Linked DNA regions of Homo sapiens: region 1 is linked to region 2. A link is a contact called in ENCODE Hi-C or POLR2A ChIA-PET data. All regions are on one chromosome and are shown on one strand. The core of a region is the stretch at or near the end of the contact, and the rest is flanking DNA. Distances in the headings are between cores, read along the strand shown. Region 1 overlaps TGFB2 (transforming growth factor beta 2). Region 2 overlaps TGFB2 (transforming growth factor beta 2).

Region 1 (4,312 bases), core at 313-2,812, 48 kb after region 2:
AATCTTCTAAATTTTTAGAAAATTATTTTTATATTGAGTCAAACTGTGGCTCCTTGGCTATATAGAAAGTAAGTCCCTGAAATCTTTGAAATCCCTTGAGATTTGATATCCCTAAGTCTTCCCTTCTTCAGTCTGAGTACTACCAGTTTCTTTCAGTGAGGGGTGCTGATCCTGGCTGTACATTTAAAATCATCTGAGGAACTTAAAACTAAGTCCACCCCAGTCAATTAACTAGACTTTTAGGGACTTCAACCCAGGCATCAAGATTTTCAAGTTCCTCCGTTGATTAAAATGTGCAGTCAAGGCAGACTACTACTGCAAATCATAGAGGAATCCTATTTTTCCAGTTTAAGAGCTTTAGAACTCTTCCTCTTTTCTCTGTCTTACTCTTTTTTTCTAGGTATAAAGCCTGATCCAAAGTTTAGGTGCTTGAGCCAGGTGCAGTGGCTCACGCCTGTAATCCCAGCACTTTGGGAGGCGGAGGCAGTGGATCACCTGAGGTCAGGAGTTTGAGACCAGCCTGGCCAACATGGTGAAATCCCGTCTCTACTAAAAATACAAAAAATTAGCCAGGCGTGGTGGCAGGCGCCTGTAATCCCAGCTACTCAGGAGGCTGAGACAGGTGAGTTGCGTGAACCCAAGAGGCGGAGGTTGCAGTGAGCTGAGATTGCGCCATTACACTCCAGCCTGGGCCACAGAGCAAGACTCCATCTAAAAAAAAAAAAAAAGGCCGGGCGCGGTGGCTTATGCCTGTAATCCCAGCACTTTGGGAGGCTAAGGCAGGCGGATCACGAGGTCAAGAGATTGAGACCATCCTGGCTAACACGGTGAAACCCCGTCTCTACTAAAAAATACAAAAAATTAGCCGGGCATGGTGGTGGGTGCCTGTAGTCCCAGCTACTCGGGAGGCTGAGGCAGGAGAATGGCGTGAACCCGGGAGGCTGAGCTTGCAGTGAGCCGAGATCGCGCCACTGCACTCCAACCTGTGCAACAGAGCGAGACTCCGTCTCAAAAAAAAAAAAAAAAAAAGTTTAGGTGCTCCTTTGTCTTTCTGTATTTCTTTGTAGATTTCTTTTCTTCTGTCGTATATTTCAGCAGTTCTGAAATGTTAGGGTACATAGGAATTGCTCAAGGAGTTTGCTAAAATGCAGACCACCATCCATACTCTTTAAGAAAGACTGTTATATAGGATCCATATATCCACTGCAATGAGCAGGAACCTGTGCTGCTTTGTAAGCCTCGTTTAGCTTTGCCTCTAGGAGGGGGACTAGCTTGGACTTGATGTTGAGGTAATCGGTGAGTACCTCAGGCAGGAGGATAAACAAAACCTCCAGGCCACTACCAATTCCGTTCATACCCACACCTTCTGTGTTTCACTTTGAACTACTGACCTTTCTGGCTTATCTTGGAAAATCCCCCACGAGGACACTGAGACCAGTGCTTGTCTGTCCTTGACAATTGTGGTCAGTGCTGACTCCAAGAAAGCTGATATTAAACACTAAAGCCTCCTTCTTCTTTTCCCCGGACTTTATCAATCTGCTTTTAATTGTTAACTAGGACTGGTTTCACCAGCTAGGAGTCAACCAGTATGTAGTCACACATTGGTTCTCAAACTTTGATGAAATGGTGCCATCAGACTTTCCTGGATGATTCACATTTATCACGGATTCCTAGGCAAGGCTGATGCCGTGGGCTGGGAGCCTCACTTTAAGAACCACTGCTTTAGCAAATACAGCAAATACCTATAGGTTCTTGACCCAAGCATTTCAACATTCACGCACTTTCTTCCTGCCAGTTTTGTGGTGTAACCAATCTAAGAGGGAATAAACAATAGATAGATGGCTGAAGCATTGCCCTCCTGAAGGGCTGAACCCTAGACATCATTGGGGGACTTCTTGCAAGCCTCAAATCTACATTCTGTTTCAGAGCTCATCACATATGAGTGACATTGTAAGACCTTTATTCAGTTTTGTTTTTTTATTAACCTTTAACTTTATTTTGAAATTATTTTATTTTATTTTATTTTATTTATTTATTTTTTATTTTATTTTTTGAGTTGGAGTCTTTCTCCGTCACCAGGCTGGAGTGCAGTGGTGCAATCTCGGCTCGCTGCAACCTCTGCCTCCCGGGTTCAAGCGATTCTCCTATCTCAGCCTCCCGAGTAGCTGGGGCTATAGACGCCTGCCACCACGCCCAGCTAATTTTTGTATTTTTAGTAGAGACGGGGTTTCACCATGTGGCCAGGATGGTCTTGATCTCTTGACCTCGCGATCTGCCTGCCTCAGCCTCCCACAGTGGTGGGATTACAGGCGTGAGCCACTGTGCCTGGATTATTTTAATTTTTTTTAGAGACAGGTCTCACTCTGTTGCCCAGGCTTCAGTGCAGTGACTCAGTCATGGCTCACTGTAGTCTCACCCTCTCAGGCTCAAGTGATCCTCCCACCTCAGCCTCCCAAGTAGGTGGGAGTTACAGGCACATGCCACATCACCCAGCTAATTTTTTATTTTTTAATAGAAATGGGGTCTTGTCTTGCTTTGTTGCCCAGGCTGGTCTCAAACTCCTAGCCTTAACCAATCCTCCCACTTTGGCCTCCCAGAGTGCTGGGATTTTAGGCATGAGCCACTGTGCCAGGCCTGAAACAATTTTAGACTCACAAGAAATTGCAAAAATAGTACAGAGAGTTCCTATATACCCTTCAACAGCTTCTCCTAATGATGATCACAACTGTAGTACGTTTTCAAAGGGGATGGATAACCCATTTACCATGATGTGATTATTAGGCATTGCATGCCTGTATCGAAGTATTTCATGTATCACATGAATATATACACCCTTACTAGGTAGCCACAAAAATTAAAAATTAAAAAAAATTAGTACATATAAAAACCGAAGAAATCCAAGCCTAGTTAATAGTATTGTACCAATGTCAATTAAACTTTTTAATAAAAATAGTCCTAATATGAACATTGTAGTGAAAGGTGAAATTGCTTGATGCAGAGCTGTTTAGTGGAAAGTTAGGATTTCTCTTGTCACCTTTTCTGATGGTCAGGTTTATAGTAAAACAGGTGAAATGTTAAAGGATAGTGGTGGGGAGTCTGTGAGAACTTTGGGGACTGGAATTGCTCCCTACTCAGTGGAAAGGAATTAGAGTATATAGCGTCATGTATAAACTGCCCCAGGACACTTAGCTCCTCCTGTTCTTTCTCTCCTCTTCTAATTTGGTCTGTCAGGCTATCAGAGCACTGTCTCTCGGGGGCATTCATGAAAGGCCCACTGACCACCTGGCAGTTCTGTTACGGTATGGGAAGGGAGGCAGGGAGGAAACTGTGTGGAAATTTGTGCTAGACCCAGCGCTCCAACTTTCCATCTGCTTACTTATAGAATCCTGACAATATGACCCAATACATATGAGGTAGAAAATTATTTACTTCATTATATAGATGAAGAAACAGGCTCAGAAAAGCCAGATAATATCCCTGTTGCCACAAAACTAGGAACTGGTTGATTCAGTTCAACCAGTTCATTCTTAACTGGATTAGAATTCAGATAGCCTTGAAGGTCCTTTAGTACTTAAGAATCCTATAACTATATGAGGCTTCGGCAGGGCTAGCTACAAAATTTGCAGAATCCTTTTTCAATATGAAAATATGGGGTCTCTTGTTCAAAAAAAAAAAGAAAAGGAGTACTATTGAAGATGCTAAAATATAAAACTTTTTCCTTTGTTCCATGGTCTCCCTCTCTCTGTCTCTCTCGCTCTCCAACTGTCACGGTGTTTTTTTATGTGCTGTTTGATATTGTGCTCACTTGGGCATGGGGATGCTCCCAGAGTGACAGGAGACTTTCATGGGGACCTGAGACCCTTGCCCTAAAACTTGGAACATGTAGTCCAGCAGCTGCTGGGGTCCCCCTGCCACAAGCCCACAAGATTGATAACACATTGAGCCAGGTATCTCCCTTCCCATGGGACTGCCACTTCAACCCATAGGGTTGCAAACTCTGCACTGGGATGTGCTTGGTACCTGGATTAAGAGGGTGCATGAAAATCTCAGAAATCACCCATTAAAGAACTCATTCATGTCACCAAAAAGCACCTGTACCCCAAAAAGTATTGAAAACATTTTAAAAAAAGGAGTGGGTGAGAGACGTGCTTCTACTGGGTTGCTCCCTGAACATATTGTGGCACTGCCAGCTTGTGGTGGGGACAGCTGCCACCAGGCTTTTTCCTGAAATGGCATGGGTTGTGTGCCTGACCCCAACTGTCATTGGGTGGAGGAAAACAGTGGCCACTGGGCGGGCCAGGGAAGGCAGGGT
Region 2 (4,955 bases), core at 201-2,700:
TTCTGGCAAGCAGGATGATTTTATTATTGTAATTATGGCACTATCCGCAACAGCGGTGATAAATACACTCCACCCCTGGTTATCCCCTTTGGGAAGTAAAGCTTTCTATCTGGGGTGGAGCCAAGGAGATATTAGGAAAGAAAGTTCATTGTAATTAGTCCAAAACCATTGAGACAAACAAGGAGTTCAGTCAGTTTGCTTTCTCTAGCATGTGCATCGGTTCTACCGGTATTTGGGCAGAGCGGAAAGTATGTTATGTAGAACCTGAATAACTCATCTTTCAATGTTTATATGCAAAAGGTCTAATAAACTGCCAGCACTTCTATAACACAGAAAGGAGCTCTGATCCCATTTACTGAATAGGTGTGGAGAGAGCAAGTAACCCAAGAGGGCATTAGTTCTTTGTTCTCTGAAGCACACTTCAGTCTGAAGAGCTGAGATGATCCAACCCAGGGTCATGGTCATCAACAAACTGGAAAAATTCCTAGATTATTAGGAGGATTTCAGAGTATGGCATTTAACATCAATGTGTGGATTCTCCTTTCCATTTCACCCCAGCCACCAAATAAATGAAAACCTCCGATACGTCCAAGATAAATAAAATATACTGCCAGTTTTCATACAAAGAATACAGGCTTTAAAAAGTCTGTATTCTGTATGGAAGTTTAGGAGCAGAAAGCCATATTAATAGCAGGTTCGATACTACTGTGCAAGGACTGGATAATTTTATAGAAAATAGGTTAACTGATTTTCCAGCACTTTTTAGTTATACTGGAATATAGCAAACCCTTCCAAAAAAAAGGAAAAAAAGAAAAAAACCATATTTTTAAAAAGCAAATTGAAAGTACAGCATTGGCTTATATACCAGCTTTCCCTCTTTAGGACTTTTCTGCCTAACTTTTAACTCAGCTGTCACTGAAGTGGCTGTGGGGAGGGAGTGTGCCTGTCATTCCTTGCAGTGAATCTGGCGAGGGTCATAAGCCCCAGAGATGAAGCCATGGGAAAGATCACTGGTTCATTTTTTACCATCAACTTATTAGCGTTCAGGGAGTGACTTCAGCTCAAGTATTACAAATATGCTCTAATTATACTCAATGAGCTATATATCATTACAGATTGCTGATAGCCCTTTGTGGGACATTTTATAAAGTTCAGACTACATATTTTTAGCAATGTGGAGATTTAAAAGTAAAAATATAAGAGATATTGTATATGCCCTGAGGCATATTTTGTCTTAAATATTATCCTTGGCCAAGTATACTATATAAATACAGTAAATATGAATAGAACTGGCCAGGTGCCAATCTCCTAGGATGAATTTTAGTCAAGAATGTATTTATGGGATATAAATAATACTGTGTCAACATTTAAAGAAGGGGTCTGATTAGTTTTGAATTTATTCATATTGATCTTTTCACGTGCTGTTAGTTTAAGACTCGAAGTGGAGTTATGCTAAGGTTTACCGATAGTTTGCCCACTGGGAATTAGTGGACCTCTAGTAGTTTAACAATCCATTTGAAGTTCGAGGCACATCTATTCGAAAGATGCTGCACAAGGTTTTAGAAACTTAGAAAGGGTGATTCAGTTATACACAGGAAGAATTCAAATAATTGACATGTAAGAATCTGTAGAGAGTCCGACAATCAAAAAGAGGAAGAGACACAACGTTTCATTTTCTTTCTTTTCTCTCCCTTTTTCATTGTAACCAATCAGCACATGTTGTGGTTCTAACCCTGGTGATTTTGTACTCCCCCCAACACCCGCACCCCTACTCCCACTGGAACGTTTGGCAATGTCCAGAGACACTTTGGGTTGTCATGACTGGAGGTGGAGGGGTGCTACCGGTATTTAGTGGGTCAGCCAGGGATGTTTCTAACCATCCTATAATGCATAGGGCAACCCCCCATTCCCAACATCAAAGAATTATCCTGACCACAATGTCAGTAATGCCTCTGTTGAGGAGCCCTGGTATTTGTTGGGGGTTACTGAATTCTGTTAACAGTACCATTTAGAAAATAATAACAAAAATAAAATATCTTTATGATCAAAGCATATTCAAATGAGAATACTGAATAGGAGGATAGTCAGACAGTTATCTTAATTAAATGGAGTGTGGATTAGACCATTGTATACAGTATGTACTTTATTTTTTGTGGTCTTAAAGCCCCTAAATTAGAGACATCAAAACTTCCCATTTATTTAGCTTAAGTGATGGTGTTGACCTATCCATTACTAGCTTCAGTCAGCAGCAGTGTGATGTTAGAACAGAGAAAAAAGAAGTGAGGAATTATCATGGATTCCCCTTGCAAGGGAAATAAGCAGTTTGTGTTAACAAAGAGTGGAATCTCCAAGCTAGGCAATGGAAGAAAGTAAATAATCATCTTGATTTATTCTACCATTTTGAAGTAGATACACTAAAAATATACAGCCTGAAAAATCACAATGAGATTCCCTTTGTAGTTGTTTCACATGAGTGTTAAACATTTAACATGAAGCAATCTCCTTTTCTATTTCCTCTGTAATTTTCCAAGTTAAATTGTGGAATGTAGAATGAATACCAATGACACTATGGTTTTGGGGAATGTGACTTAGCATTCAATTCATGAATATGTCTTTCTATATACAAGTTGCTGGTCTGTTGGCCACTTGCCCAATGAAGGAAAATGTTAGCGATTGCTGGAACGTAGTGGTATTTTTGCTTTATGTAGTAAGCATTTTTACTATTTTATTTTTTAGGATTCTCTATGTGTGTGTTTGCATGTGGGTGTATGAGATAGAAACAGAAAGAAAAAGAGAGCGTATCAAAGACAGACTTGAACTTCTTGACTTCCAGAATGATTGAGTTATTAATATACAACAGACCAAACTTTAATTCTCCCTTTTTTATTGCATCGTTGCTTGTACTAACTCTAGTGTCTAATTGTGGTTACATTTAAGTTAGGTCACATGCTCCTCCTTCAGGATTTCCTCTTTTTTTTACTTTTCAAAGACTAGAAAAACCTCTCAAAGAAGTATACTATTTATAACGAAAGCAGTTGGGTCGTCTTTGTTGCCAAGTGAGGCCAGCCAGCTTTATGCCTCTCCTGAGGAGACCCCACCCGATGAAAGAGGGGCTTTGCAGAGGTTGAGGGGCAGGTGGGGACCTCTCCACCTCACAGAAGGAAGGGGTTGGGGGAGCCCACTGCGTCTCCACAGCAACCCCTGTGGTCTACTCGAGGAGTTGCACTTTTTGAATGATTTCTCCCTGGTGAAAAGATGGTGATGTAACCTAGTCGCAGCATCTTTCATATAAAGATATGAAAGAATGACAGATCGTTTTTCCTAGAGGAAACTGAGATGTGAAAAAAGGGCTAATGACTCACTGTTGAACCCACATCAAATCTGGGTTAGAACCAAGGAGTTCACTGACTTGTAGGCCTTCGCCCAGAGATTACAACACACTTTAGGCTGCATATTTAGAAGGTTCGAGAAATTAGAGTGGAGGCTCCTGGCCCTGGGAGAGGTGTGCAGGGTCACCACTGGAGTGGGACTCTGGCCCACTGCCACTCCAGCCCGCCTCCCCCTGCCCCTTGCCCACAGCACCCCCACCCCACCCCGCCCCATTATAGGTTCAGGAGTAAGGTGAGCAGCCGAGCAAGAGACTGCATGGAAGAGCTCTGGAAATAGCCCCTTCCGCTATCTTGATGTAGCATTTCCGGTACTGATGGGCTCCCGGAGAGAGGATTTGGATTTGCCAGATGTGCTTGCTCTATTTAGGCAGCGCTTCTGCTCAAGGGTGGATTCCATTTTGCAGATTCTGCACAGCTTGATGAAATGTGGCTCTGCCCGAGATAAACAAATGCCCATTGTCATTTTGAAGGCATATGTGTGCTTTCATTTTAAAAAATATCCTTTAAACAATGATAGTTTTTAACCTGGGAATTCAACGTTCTCCAGGTATTTTATTTTAGATTTAATAATATGTTAGGGGATTCTTTGATGGGTTTGTTTAGACTGAAAAGTTTGCTTCTGTCATTTGTTTGGAATAAATTTGCATCATGCTACAACCACAAGCTGCTTTTGATGGTTGGCTGTTTTGTTTCTTTTCTAAGCGCTGATATCCAGAAGTGGGTGTTTAAGTGCCCCACACTCTCACCACTACCTTACTTCCTGAATTGGCTTGGTGGTCTTGACTCTGAATGAAACTGCCCCTTGGCCTCTTCCCTACCATCTCTAAATTGCCTTCTTTTCCTTCATTGTGATGGAATGTCTGCATGGATGGATGGTCGAGTGCTCACATATCATGTCCCATTTGATACTCTACTGAGTTTGTGGGAGACAGCACCCCCTTTACTTAACCAGGCCTCAGTTTCTTCCCTTGTAAAGATGAAGAAAGTAACACTGGCCTTCTAGGGTTGTAAGGATTGATGATGACATATGTGAAGAAGCACCTAGTGCAGCTGCTCTGGCATGGAGTAGGTCTTCTTTGCCTGGCAGCAATTCTCTGAGTCTCAAATGCCTTTGACTTCAGGGTATACCATTATTTTATGTGCCACTAAGAAAAAAATATCACTTCAGTGATCATGCCATTGATTTTAAGAGAGGGTCTGGATTTTAGGGAGATGAAAATGTGATTATGAGCGATACCCCAGGAACCACTTCCATTAACCTCGGATGTCTTGGAACCTCCAGCTCATTCTTTTCCTTTGCGATAGTTCCACTCAGTGGATCTCTTTCCTTTGCTCACTCAGTTTGTTCCTTAGGTGGCCTCTGACACTTCAGGGCAGGGATGGGATGGGGCTGGAAACAGAGAACATAGGGTTGGTAATTCACCATGTCTGGCACTATCCAGTTCTCCTATGAGAAGGCCTGAGAGTTTAGGCAATTAGATTCAGGCCTTTCAGGGTCTGGTCCCTCCTCCTTGCTCAGCCCCTCCTCTCACTAAATCCCTGCATGAAAACTATACTCCAGTCACA

Evidence for each region. A loop is a pair of places that touch in the nucleus more often than their neighbours do. ChIA-PET counts read pairs that join two places held with the same protein, here RNA polymerase II (POLR2A). Pooled maps may share reads with other maps.
Region 1: a map of Calu3 shows a loop between it and region 2 (5-fold over the local background). The contact joins two enhancer-like sites. A Hi-C loop is called at or near these places in 6 of 168 maps with a recorded cell type or tissue (Caco-2, Calu3, HepG2 and 3 more) and 7 of 50 pooled maps. POLR2A ChIA-PET finds 5 or more read pairs at or near these places in 10 of 52 experiments (A549, AG04449, AG04450 and 7 more).

Annotation. Positions count from the first base shown.
Region 1 is chr1:218,396,554-218,400,865 of GRCh38, forward strand. All of the region lies in intron 1 of TGFB2 (transforming growth factor beta 2), which reads left to right. Among named protein-coding and RNA genes, the nearest start is that of TGFB2-OT1, 44 kb to the right of the region's middle. Within about 2 kb of position 1,563, at least 2 of the 41 ENCODE cell types and tissues checked have a DNase peak (open chromatin) inside an H3K27ac peak, as active enhancers do.
Region 2 is chr1:218,348,546-218,353,500 of GRCh38, forward strand. All of the region lies in intron 1 of TGFB2 (transforming growth factor beta 2), which reads left to right. Among named protein-coding and RNA genes, the nearest start is that of TGFB2-AS1, 5.3 kb to the left of the region's middle. Within about 2 kb of position 1,451, at least 2 of the 41 ENCODE cell types and tissues checked have a DNase peak (open chromatin) inside an H3K27ac peak, as active enhancers do.